3 separate regions of the Homo sapiens genome follow, and regions 1 and 2 are each linked to region 3. A link is a contact called in ENCODE Hi-C or POLR2A ChIA-PET data. All regions are on one chromosome and are shown on one strand. The core of a region is the stretch at or near the end of the contact, and the rest is flanking DNA. Distances in the headings are between cores, read along the strand shown. Region 1 holds the start of NUDT16-DT (NUDT16 divergent transcript). Region 2 holds the start of ASTE1 (asteroid structure-specific endonuclease 1). Region 3 holds the start of TOPBP1 (DNA topoisomerase II binding protein 1).

Region 1 (4,047 bases), core at 436-2,935, 2.3 Mb after region 3:
GTAAAAGGAAGGAGACAGGAGACACTAGGGCCCCAGGTGGCTCATTCCCTTAACTCCATCCTTTCTCCAGCAGATCAGGCCTCACCCCTTAATACTCCAGCAGAACCAGGCCCAAGGCTCACACCTCACTAAAGCCTAGTGGCCCAACCTTCTGCAGGAAAATGACCCAAAACATATTATCTAGCTCTATCAATTAATCTTTCCCACATCTGCTTCTAAACCTCTAGTGGCTACTGCCTCAAAGATGTATTCATACCCTTTCACCAGTGGTTGTCAAAATGTGGTCCTCAGATTATTTGCATCAGCATTATTTGGGAACTTTTGAAAACTACAAATTCTCAGGTTTCCTCTCCCCCCGCCCCACCACCAATGCAGGAATGCTGAGAGAAATCGCTATTTTAATAAGACGCCCCGATGATTCTGCTACCTGCCAAATTTTGAGAACCACCTTCATACATAATCTATCTACTAGCCCTGCCTGAAATATCAGGGCCACATCTCCTACACAAGAAAAGCAAACCCCAAGAATAAAACCTAGGTTGCCACACCTAGATAATGTGATAATCTATCACACTGTCAATAGGGAACAGCAGAGAGACATGGATGAGTGTGTTCTAGAAAGGATCTCTCCTGGTAAAGGGTGGGAAAGACCTTTACAGAAAGCCCAGGTTGGCAGTACTAATTCAGAGTATAGATGATCACGATCCCAACTCCACCAAGAAAGCTGGGGAGAGGGCAAGGTCAGAGGGGCAAAGACTTTTCTCCAGGGATGCTTTCTTGGGGGAGAGAAAGCTTTGGGAGAAGAGGAAATTGGGAAAGGGACAGAGTCCCAGGCTGGTCCCACCTCCAGCCCGTGGTCCTTGGCGCGTGTTGCGCCGGCCTCCACAGCCAACAGCTCCTCGAGCGTCAGACGCTTGGCATAGAAGTGGGCCACAACGCGTGGCCCTGACCCGACGTGGGAGCTGCGGTAGTCAGTGCGCTCCACGCGGAAAGCGGCAGCCGCTTCGCCCAGCTCCTCGCGCAGCTCGCGGTTCAGCCCGTCCTCTAGGCTTCTGTCCTGCGTGTCCACGAATCCGCCGGGGAAGCCCAGGCGTCCATCGAAGCGCATCTGCATCTGCGGGAGGGGGAAGCGGGGATTGGCAGGGGCGCCCCAGAGGAGACCACCAGAGAGGGTGCGGGGCTCAGGCAGAAAGTGGCCGGGCGCGCCCCCTTCTCACCAGTATGGCGTAGCGCAGCGGGATGCGGCCGAAGAGCATCCCAGGGTCCGGCGCGTAGAGGAGAGCGTGGCACGCATGACGCCAGCCCGACCCCAGCGCCAGGGCCTCGCCTAGCTCCAGCCTGCGGGCTCCGGCCATGGCCGGACACTGCTCCTCTGCTGTCCCGAAGGCCCAATGGGCAGAGGGGCGGGTCTCACCTCGGACCAATCCGAGCCTGGGCGGTGCTGCAAGGCCCAATCCCTGCAGGGATAAGGGGAGGAACCTAGGCGCCTGGGGGCGGGGCGCCGCGACCGGTGCGGGAGGCAGCTAATCAGGGCGGGGCTTGCAGACCGGGTTGAAGTCCAGGGCCCAGGAACCCTAGGGTAACCGAAAGCAGCCTCTGGGTTGGGCCTGCGGTGGGGCGGGGCTAGAGGTGTGGCCGCGCCCTAAACCTGGCGCAAGGCCGGTACCTAAAGGCTCCTGGGAGCCAAAAGAGCAAGTCAGGGAACTAGCTTTGGTTGGGTTCGGTGGTACACAAAGCACAAGGCCTGGGTTGGGGTTAGGAGGAAATGAGACTTGCGGCGGGTCGGGGCTGAAGATGTGGCAGCGCCCTGAACCTGGAGAAAGGCTGGTACGTAAACGCCTGCGTCGCAATCTGGAGTCAGCTGGAGTGTCCCGGCAGGTGAGGAAGAGCTGGGGCGCTCAGTTGAGTGCTGGGAGCCAAAGAAGTAATAACTACCTTTGGTTGGGTGTGGTGGTACACAAAGCACAAGGCCTGGGTGGGGGTTAGGAGGAAATGAGGCAGGGTTGGCCTCAGACACCAAGGCCTATCCTAGGGAAATGGAGATGGACAGGCGCCATGGTCTGACAACTATCTTGAGTGGTGAAATTGAGGGGACTTGGTGACTGAGTGAATGGGGAAGAGGGAGCGCTGGGCTAGTGGTGGTTCCGAGTTTCCTGGATGTGGTGTCATTTTCTGAGAGGGGGAGAGTAGGAGAAGGGTGAGCAGTGATAAGTGTAGTTCTAAGGAATTGGGGTGGCCATAGGCAGTGGGCAGCTGATCGTGGGGGTCTGACGCACAGGGAGTGGCACATAGAGAAGTCACAGGGCAGTGAGATTTTCAGGGGAAGGGTGGGGGTGGAAGGAGCTGTGAGTGAAATCCTGTGGCACAGGACTGGGAGTGAGGAGGGGTGAGAGATAGAAGAAGCCTCCTAGGCTTTCTAGTCTTTCCCTCAAACCCCCTCAGACCTCTGAGCTATGAAGGAGGGTGGGTTACCCTACCACAAGGGCAGAGGCCTACTCAGGGCCTGATGCTGAGATGCAGGATCCCTCACTCCAGGCCAGGCCTTCCCCACCCTGCAGAGCGCCCCTACACCAGGTGTCGATATTGATTATGCAATAGAAAGCAGGAGGCAGCTCCTTGAGGGGGGCTGGGCATAAACTCACAGCCTGTAAGTGACGGCATATGGTGGGAAAGAGTCCGGACCCACCCAGAAACAGGTTTGTGACCTTAACAAGTCACTTAACTCTCTCAGATCCCAGCAGCTCATCTGTTAAGTGGAGATGATACCAACCTATTAGGGATGTTGAGATATGTTAGGCACTTAGAACAGTGCCAGGCAGAAAGTAAATGTAGCCATTCTTGGAGTTGAGGGTTGGGGCACAGTGCTATGTCTTACGTTGAGGAGCCAGGGCTGGGCACATACCTATAATCCCAGCACTGTGAGAGGCGAGGTGAGAGGATCATTCAAGGTCATGAATTTGAGACCAGTCTGGGCAACATAGCGAGACCCCGTCTCTACAAAAAATAATAATAATAAATAAAGACCCAAGTGTTGGAACTGAGCTGCACTCATCACGCTCCAGTGTTTGAAGGAGGGATGAGCTGTATGACATCATCTTTCCTAGCTTAGTCTTCTGCGTTGTGGGGCAGGGATATTATCTAATAACATGAAGCAACTGCATTAAAGTGATGAGTCTGTAGGTGTGATACAATTGTCACTGGCCTGCTAGAGTTCCAGGGGGTTTGGAAATAGCCCTGCTTTAACATTAGAGTCACCTCGCAAAAAGCTTCTAAAAATTTTTAAAAGCTGCCACTTTTTCCTACCACAGACCAGTTGAATCAGAATGTATGGGGTCCTACAGGGACATATGCGGTTTTTAAAATATGTTTTAGGTAACTAATAACCAGGGTGGAGAACCGGGGCCTTCCCCCTTCCACTAGCATTCCAAAGGCGACTTGGTTTTTCTCCTAGATAGGCTACCTTTAATGATTTAGGATCAAACATGCCCTTTCCAGATCTTCAAGCTGTTCTTTCTTTCCTGGTTACTTGAGACTTTAAAGATGGACTTTTCAAGATGACTTCAAAGATTTCAAAGGCAACATGAAAAACTGTAAAACCAAGGCAACAGCTGTACGAGTTTTCATGATTTTGGAGACCAGAGCTTTTTCTAGATGAATATGATGAATATGGAAGTCCTTTAGAGCCCCCAACCTTGCCATCCCTTTCAAATCCTTCTCTGCCTCTGCCCCACCCCCACCAACCATCCCCCATTCCACTATCCTAAGGCAGAATGCCCAGGACTCAAGGCTGCAGGTAGAGGGCTGAGCCATGTACCTAAAGAGCTGTTCCAAGTTCATAATGGTACCTGGAACCAAAAATAACTCTGTAGTCAGCATGGGAAGATTCTAGAAAACCAATCTATTATTTTAAAAATAATAATGAAAAGAACTAAGCATTTATCCTGCCTTTTTTATATGAGCTCTTCCTCAGGGCCACCAAATAGTTAATGAGAGGAAATTTATTTCACAAAGTATTCCAGGTAATCAAAGAGGAAGGACAGAGCCAAT
Region 2 (4,054 bases), core at 643-3,142, 2.6 Mb after region 3:
TGTAGCGGGCGCCTGCAGTCCCAGCTACTCGGGAGGCTGAGGCAGGAGAATAGCGTGAACCCAGGAGGCGGAGCTTGCAGTGAGATCTCGCCACTGCACTCCAGCCTGGGCGACAGAGTAAGACTCCATCTCAACAAAAACAAAAACAAAAACAAAAACAAAAAAAAGAAAGGCAGGACTGTTTCATATGAGTAGGTACAAAGTAAAATCACTTTTATTTCATCAGAATGTTAAATGTTTTGTTAGTTATCAAGAAAAGTGTGCTTTTGTTTTAAATCTATATAGAAATAACATTTTAAATTGAAAACTGCCTACACCTTGAAGTTAGGTTTTCATATTCAACAATTCCAAAGCTATGAGACAAAAACCTAGTTTTTAAGGATGGTCAATGGGCTTTACGTGGTGGTGTCCGTCAACCACAAAAACTACTAGGGCAATTAACCACAAAAATCCTCAAAACAGAACATAAGTAAATGCCCATTTACAACATTTTCCTTCTTAAAATGTATGAATCAGTTAAGTTGTACCTAATACCAGTGAGATTAGTTACCAGCTTTTTCTTTTCCCTTCCAAAGACACGTTAGTAAAATCTGCTGGAAAAACAACTACAGAGCAGGCCTCTAAATATACCTTTTGTTTTTACTTCCCCTTCACTGTCATAAAAGTGATGCCGTCTGGCCATACTAAGCTGTTCAAATAAATATATGGACTTACAGACTTTCCAGCTGAAAAGGGTCCTTCAGGTCACTCAGTAATTCTCCTTATTTTAAAGATGAGATTAAGGTTCCTTTTAGAGAAGGACAGAATTAGGGACGGACAGAATGAGAAGTTCACTTCTAGCGGCTCTTATTTTAAAGGACAGTCTAAACCCAGCAGTGCTTAAGTAGTCTGGTCCAGGCTGCAGAAGACTCTGGGACTAGGTTCCCTCCCGCCCACCCTCACAGACTCAGCCCTGCCACCCCCATCCCAGTCCACTTTTAGGTCATCCATTCCATTAGTCTCCTCTGCGCAACCATAAACCTACCCAAGAATGTGTCGCATTGTCTAGATTCTAGAACTATCTGTTCACTTGACAACACGCTCCCCCTCGAGGTTTGAGTGAACTTGGGCACTGCGAACACATCTTCTTTATTTCTGCATCCCCAATCCCTGGCATACCTCCTGGCATATACTAGGTGTTTAACAAACCTTGTTAAGGCAAGTAAGTGTCCAGCAGATCAACTGCCGCCCAAAGGAGAGAAAAAAGGTTAGTTAAGAAAGCTAGATGGGAACTTGGAGAAAGTTACTACCTTGTGCAAACTACCCGTTCTCGGTGAAACAGATCTGGCTGGGGGCAAAAGACAACGGAAGGAGTATTTATCACAAGTTGAAAACCAGTAGTTATCTTCCCAGGTAATAAGAGGAAGGCAATTTGTCACCAGTTTCTGCTACAGCACAAATCTACCTTTAAAGTAAATCTTAACCTTAAGGTAAAACGAACAATTCCTTGCTTCTTCACCTTTTTAAACATTTACATTTTGGCAAAGCAGGTTAACGTTTATTGAGGGGCACTGAGACTGGAGTACATCCGGAGGTAAGATGTCCAGGAAAGCGAGGAGATCGCAGCCATGGCGTCCTAGAGATTCGGAACCCAGCCCGGGCAGCTTGAAACCATTACCTTCCCCCTCGCAGGGGAGCCTGGCTAGCCCCAAGGAGGACAGTTCGCTTTACCTTTCCCTGTCGTGGTCGGAGCGGCGCCCGGGGCTGCCCAAGTCTTGCGGGTAATCGGGCAGGCCTCAAACTAGGGGCAACCACACCCACCGAGCGCCAGACACCGCGGGCCACGGCTGTTTGGAACCGTGGCCAGGGAGACGGCGCGGGGCATACTGGGAAGTCGGGGCGAGGCGGCACCAAGGCGGAAGTGTTCGCCGACCCAAGTAGGCGGAGAAAGCAGAGGAGGACCGGCGGGCCAAGCTTTCCTAGCCTGACAGCAGCCATTTCGGAACGTACGTCCCAGCCCTCTTTAGCTACTTAGCGCCTCTGGGCCCGAGAACACCTGCTCCTTGGCTCAGTCTGGCGCCACCGGCATCACGGAACTGTACTTCCCAGAGACGTCACACCGGGAGACTTCCGATTCCCGCTCTTGAGATTGGACTCTCACGTGCAGGAGCCAGTCCTCGCTGGGCTCTAGCGGGCTTCTGATGGAGGAGCTACTCCTCTGGGAGGACAGAGTAGGTGGGCTCTGCTGCAGGTCCGGGCGGCGGGTTGTGAGGGCCGAGGTGGCACGGTGTATGAAGGCCTGTGTTTGAAGACTTAGGTCAGACCTTTTGCCCGCCTTTCCCCTATGCAGCTCTATGCAACTGTCTGTGCAAGGTCCTGTAATTTGCGTAGGACGCCTTGACACAGTCTCTGCTTATGGACGCTTTACAAAACTATCTTGCAAAGAAATAAGTACTATACAGGATAAGGTTCTGAGATACTGACAGGGCTGGAACTAGGGTGAGATAAGTGTAAAATGTAAATGGATGCCAATAAAATTCAGTAATCAAGGTAAGTTTTAATGCAATCTCTAAAAATCAAAATTATAGCAAAAAAAATCCATGACTGACAAAATGTCACGATTTTAAGTAATAGTAACAGTACCGTGCTGTGCCATATTGAAGCCCGAGGTGTCAAAAGAAAAACCATCAATTCTGATCCTGCGAGTTAAGTTAGCCAGGTGAGGAAGCGTAGCTGGGCCAGATATGCAAAATAAGATGATGAAAAGAGCTCGTGGTTAGGGGTGTAACTGGATAGAGGGGTTCCTAGAGGCATGAAGCAGTTTTCCTTATACCAAAAACTATGCCAATTAAGAAGGGCCCACAAATCCAAAGCCTGAAAGAAGTTCCGTGACTGATTGTCAATACAAAAGAAAAACTTGATCCTTATCATAGGTCCTACACACCTTACTTTACTGAAGCCCAAATGCTTTGTGATTATGAGATGAATATGATATCTTTTTTTTAGCTTAGGACTTTTTACTTTGACCCCACAAAACAAATACTCTGTGCTGTAAGATGTTGACTATTACCACTTAAGAATCAAAGTTCACAGAACTTCTATACTGGTGTGTCAGTAATGGACTTCAACTGATTTTTCTTTAGAATTAGCAGCAGCCTCTGTCACCATCCAAAGATTACAACCCATGAAACCATTGAATTTGTGCCTTGTATCAGAAAGCAAAGGAGAATGAAAAAGCACAGCTAACATTGCTTGAGGATCTAGGTAAGAATTTATGATGTTGATATCTATGTTCTATCTAAAGAGCACTTCATAACATTTGCTATTGATTTAATGGTGCTGGAAGCAATGACTTGGTGCCCCATAACTAGCATCAATTGAAAATGTTTTCTGTTGTTTTAAACAGGCGATTAATTCTTTAGACTGTCATCATGGGTATCCGAGGACTAATGAGTTTTGTGGAAGATCATAGTAATGAGTTCTTCACTGATTTGAAGTTGCGGGACACAAAAATTGTCATTGATGGTTATGCTCTTTTCCACCGTCTTTGCTTCAGTTCAAACTTGGATCTCCGGTATGGAGGGGACTATGATTCTTTTGCAGATGTTGTACAAAAATTCTTTGAATCACTGTTTGCTTGTAATATATGCCCATATGTTGTATTAGATGGAGGATGTGACATTTCAGATAAAAAGCTTACAACTTTAAAGGATAGAGCTAGAGAGAAGATCCAGATGGCCCATTCCCTTTCTGTTGGTGGGAGTGGGTACGTATGTCCCTTACTCATCCGGGAAGTATTCATACAGGTTTTGATCAAGCTGCGGGTGTGTTTTGTCCAGTGCTTTTCAGAAGCAGATCGGGACATTATGACACTTGCTAACCATTGGAATTGCCCTGTGTTATCATCAGATAGTGACTTTTGCATTTTTGACCTGAAAACTGGGTTTTGCCCATTGAATAGCTTTCAGTGGAGAAATATGAACACTATTAAGGGCACACAAAACTATATCCCTGCCAAATGCTTTTCCCTTGATGCATTCTGCCATCACTTCAGCAATATGAATAAAGCTCTACT
Region 3 (3,862 bases), core at 101-2,600:
AGCAACCATGGCAATGGGATTCTGAATTAGGAGAGAGAGAGTGGGCTCAACTCTAAATACACCATGGGCAAGTGGGAATTTATAGCCAAGGAACAAAAAGCTTGGGGTCACTGGATAAAAAATTACTAAGAAGGAACTTCAGGAGTAAAGGGGTTTCTTGCTGAAAATAGGTCAAGGTGATCAGACATCACCTTGGATGGTAGAGGATGAGGAACCTGATCAGATATTGAGGGTAGAGGGTTCTAACTGGATTTTCCAAGGAAATGCACAGATAAACCTACGAGAAGGTTGAGGAGTCTGACTAAAGTTTGGCCAAGCAAAGAATCTTTGTCACCTTCCATCGGTGTATTCAAAAACTTAAGACTCAAGCTGCTCATTACTATCTTTAGGCTCTAAAAAGAAAAGAAAAACAAAAACAATCAAGGGACATGGCATTATACTTTTACATTAGTAAATCCAAAGTCATTTTCTCAATCTCAGCAGTGAATAATAAAATGATCCTCATTAGTATAGTGGCTAGATTTTATAAAATAAGAAAAAATTTTTTTAAAAAAGAATAAAATGAAAAGAAGCAACAACGAATCAGTTTTCCGCTGGTTATCACTAAGGTTTGCAGGCCCATCTTATCCCCTCTCCCTTTGCTCTCTGCCATCTGAATCTTAGGTTCAGTCCCAGAATCTCCCCAGTACTGAGGCAGATGCAGAGAAAGAGAACGGCGATGTCCACTGAAGGGGAGGAGGAGGGGAGACCATTGAAGATCTTGACAAAGATCCCTTTGCATTAGCTGTGTAATAAGTCATCCTTTCTTCCCTTGCCATCTTGTGGCTGTGTTAGGCGGTGATTCTATTCCTGCTGTGTTGGAGGGAAACCACCCAGTCCGTAGTCAGAAGACCTGGATGCAGTATTAATTCTACCACCTACTAGCCGTGTGCCCTTGAACCCATCATTTAACTTCCTCCGTTTTTACATCTACAAAATGGAACTACCACTATTTGCCTCACGGAATTGTTTTGGATAATACCTTTTCCCGTGCATGCCTGGTATAAGACAGGTGTAAAATAAATATCTATTGAGGAAATCCTTTCTTTCCCTGGCTTTTTTAACAGTAAAGGAGTATTCCTGGCCTGTGGTCCTACCTCTTGAACCGACGGCGCTGGGCCTACTCGCAGCGGAGACTAGGCCCGCCCAGCAAAGCCCTAAACCCAAAGGGTCCGGCCCAAGCTTTCCCTGAAGCCCCACCGCCCACAGACTGCTCACCTCCACGTTTGACATTTCCGCTCTTCTGCTGCAGCTGCCGATGGCGTCACTTCCACCGGAAAAGGCAAGCGCGGCCGCGCGGTTGGCGCGAAAGTCGGTTCCCGTTCTGGGCAATTTCCGGGTTCTCCAGCGTTTGCTTTGGGGTAGGGGCGGCGCCGAGTCGGGGGAGGGGGCTGTGCGCCGGGCTGGCGCCCGACCCCAGCCACCGCCCTGCGGCCAGCGCGTCCCCCGACTCGCCGCCCGGAGACCCCGAGGCTCCAACGAGGTAAGTGAGGCGCGGAGTGGGGACACAGCTCCTCCCCAGCCCCAACTGGGGTTCGCGATGCCTTCTGTGGCCTTCAGGACCCTCTTTTCCTGTCCTGGTAACTGGCCCTGGAGCCGGCGGGTGGGCCTTTGACGCCGAGAGGACGTGGCTTCCGTGATCCCAGAGCCAGGCCTTTTCCTGGAGATGGGAACCGGAGCATCTAGCCTTATGCAGGGCCAAGACCATGCTAACTGGCTTCCATGTTTATATTTAAAATCTGTTTACTGAGGGATGAACGTACCTCGCAGGCCGTGGGTATCCGCAGGGACAGATACACTCTGTGTATCCTTAAAACAAGTGCAATTGAATGTCCATTGGCCTAAAGGGCTTAGAGCCTTCATAGCAGGGCCTTCCTCAGTGTATTCAATTCGGGTTAATTTTGCTGTCTGATTTGCAAGGATTGGTGTTGTCATCTTTTACCTTGGCTTTGTCCAAGTTCCAGGATTTCTTAGAAATGCCGTTGACGAATTCACGGGCAGAGCCAGAATGTCTGTCTTTAGGCATTCTTGTCTGCACAGAAAAATAGGTAGGTTAAACATGCAACTTTTTATCTAATGTGGTTTTGTTCTTGTTAATGGTTCCTTTATTTTGACAGTTCAGAAATGTCCAGAAATGACAAAGAACCGTTTTTTGTGAAGTTTTTAAAGTCTTCAGACAATTCCAAATGTTTTTTTAAAGCTCTCGAGGTAAGAGTTGAAAACATCTTAATACCGTGAATTCATTTTCTTGTTTTTAAGTGTTTTTGATTTGTTGGGCTTTATGTCTTAGAAGTAGATATTTCACTTTCATAATAATTTTATAGTCTACATTAATACAGATATATCATTATCACATATTTTTGAATTGATCTAAGTACATCATTATGTATTTCGGGGGGCTGGAAGTCTATTATCACATTGCTGTTTAATATGGCTGACCTACAGTTCTTGGAAATTAAGTTGCTTTCATTTGTCTCCTAGCCAGAGTGGTCCTTTGCGTGCTGTAGAAATTTGAGTCAGTTGTGTACTGGTCATACTTGAAAATTTTTTGGTTAATTGTTAAAAATTATGTTTTATTATGTACAGTATAATAATTGGATGATAGTAGGGGTGATGTAGATCCTTGCTTCTCACAGAACCCAGCAGTATCAGCATGGCCTGGAAGTTTCTTCGAAATGCAGAATCTTGGCCTCCAACCCAGACTTAGAATCTGCATTTCTAACAAGATCTTCAGTGTGCATTAAAGTTTGAGAAGCATTTGTAGCAGATTTTTTTAAACTTCATTCATTCAGCAAGTATTTATTGAAGTGTTCATGATTTGATAGGCACTTCTCTAGTACTTGGGATTTATCAGTGATGAGAACAGGCAAAGATTTCTGTTCTTTCAGAGCTTACATTCTAGCAGGAGGACATAGACACTAATCAGACATGATAAATTAGGAAGAGAAAAAAGCAAAACACGTTAAGGGGTTCCAGAGGATGTTTCTTGGGGTGGGAAGAGAAGGGGGTTATAATCTTAAATAGGGTGTGATCAGGGTAGGCTTTATGAAGAAAAAGATATTGAGTAAACGTGAAGGAGGTGAGATAGCCTTGCAGATATCTGGAGAAGAATGTTGCAGGCAGAGAGAGCAACCTTATACAGCCCCTGGGAAAGTGCCTGTAGTCTCTATCCAAGTTTAGTGTACTGTTGTGTAGTGAGTGAGGGATGGGGGAAGAGTACTAAGGAATGCGTTAGAGAATAATGGTAAAGAGGTCATGTAGGGCCTTGTGGGCCATTTTTCTCTCAGTGGAGAGCCATTGGAGGGTTGATAATCAGAAGAGTAAACATGATCTGACTTACAGTTTTAAAGGGATTACTGTATTTAACATAAGGACCTCAAAATTGGTTCAGAACATTTCTGAGTGCTTACTGGGTGTCAGGATATAGTAGCAAACAAGATACATAGAAACTTCCAGGGGAGAGAGACAAAAACTATATATATATATATAAATACGTATTTTTAAATAGAATAGACTAGAAGGGTAGAGGAAGGGTATTTGAGAAAGCCTGATTAGGATGGGCATCTCTGGGGAGGTGACATTTAAGCAGACCTGATTGAAGTGGGGGATTAAGTCAGGTGAAAACCTGGAAAAAAAGTATTCTGTGCTGCAAGATCAAGAGCAGAGCCTCTAAATGAGGTTATGGTTGGCTTGTTCCAGGGTTGGCAAGAAAGCGGGAGTGGCTGGAATAGAATAAGCAAGAGAGATGAGAAGTAGGAGGTAAAGGTGGAAAGATAGGCAGGAAACCAGACTGTGTTGTCTTGAAGGCTGTAGTAAGAAATGT

Evidence for each region. A loop is a pair of places that touch in the nucleus more often than their neighbours do. ChIA-PET counts read pairs that join two places held with the same protein, here RNA polymerase II (POLR2A). Pooled maps may share reads with other maps.
Region 1: a loop to region 3 is called in a map of naive thymus-derived CD4-positive, alpha-beta T cell, with 11 times the contacts of the local background. The contact joins the promoter of NUDT16-DT here to the promoter of TOPBP1 in region 3. A Hi-C loop is called at or near these places in 1 of 168 maps with a recorded cell type or tissue (naive thymus-derived CD4-positive, alpha-beta T cell) and 8 of 50 pooled maps. POLR2A ChIA-PET finds 5 or more read pairs at or near these places in 2 of 52 experiments (GM12878 and activated T-cell).
Region 2: a loop to region 3 is called in a map of CD8-positive, alpha-beta T cell, with 31 times the contacts of the local background. The contact joins the promoter of ASTE1 here to the promoter of TOPBP1 in region 3. A Hi-C loop is called at or near these places in 2 of 168 maps with a recorded cell type or tissue (both CD8-positive, alpha-beta T cell), 1 of 37 single-sample maps with no recorded cell type and 8 of 50 pooled maps.

Annotation. Positions count from the first base shown.
Region 1 is chr3:131,379,113-131,383,159 of GRCh38, reverse strand. NUDT16-DT (NUDT16 divergent transcript) reads left to right here and starts at 1,685. Exons shown (of 4, transcript NR_038976.1): 1 at 1,685-1,827. It overlaps NUDT16 (nudix hydrolase 16), which reads right to left and starts at 1,386. Exons shown (of 3, transcript NM_152395.3): 1 at 1,218-1,386; 2 at 845-1,114. The coding sequence starts at 1,355. RefSeq lists enhancers at 378-946, 947-1,516, 1,808-2,077 and a silencer at 1,398-1,697.
Region 2 is chr3:131,024,663-131,028,716 of GRCh38, reverse strand. ASTE1 (asteroid structure-specific endonuclease 1) reads left to right here and starts at 1,892. Exons shown (of 6, transcript NM_014065.4): 1 at 1,892-2,210; 2 at 3,123-3,243; 3 at 3,386-4,054. The coding sequence starts at 3,411. NEK11 (NIMA related kinase 11) reads right to left here and starts at 1,840. Exons shown (of 18, transcript NM_024800.5): 1 at 1,711-1,840; 2 at 715-787. RefSeq lists enhancers at 1,531-1,720, 1,801-1,860, 2,001-2,240.
Region 3 is chr3:133,659,429-133,663,290 of GRCh38, reverse strand. TOPBP1 (DNA topoisomerase II binding protein 1) reads left to right here and starts at 1,350. Exons shown (of 28, transcript NM_007027.4): 1 at 1,350-1,522; 2 at 2,157-2,247. The coding sequence starts at 2,164. LOC124909487 reads right to left here and starts at 2,065. Exons shown (of 3, transcript XM_047449438.1): 1 at 1,945-2,065; 2 at 1,258-1,778; 3 at 1-392. The coding sequence starts at 2,065. The coding sequence ends at 243. It also overlaps a transcript of TF not described here. RefSeq lists an enhancer at 924-993 and a silencer at 1,394-1,563.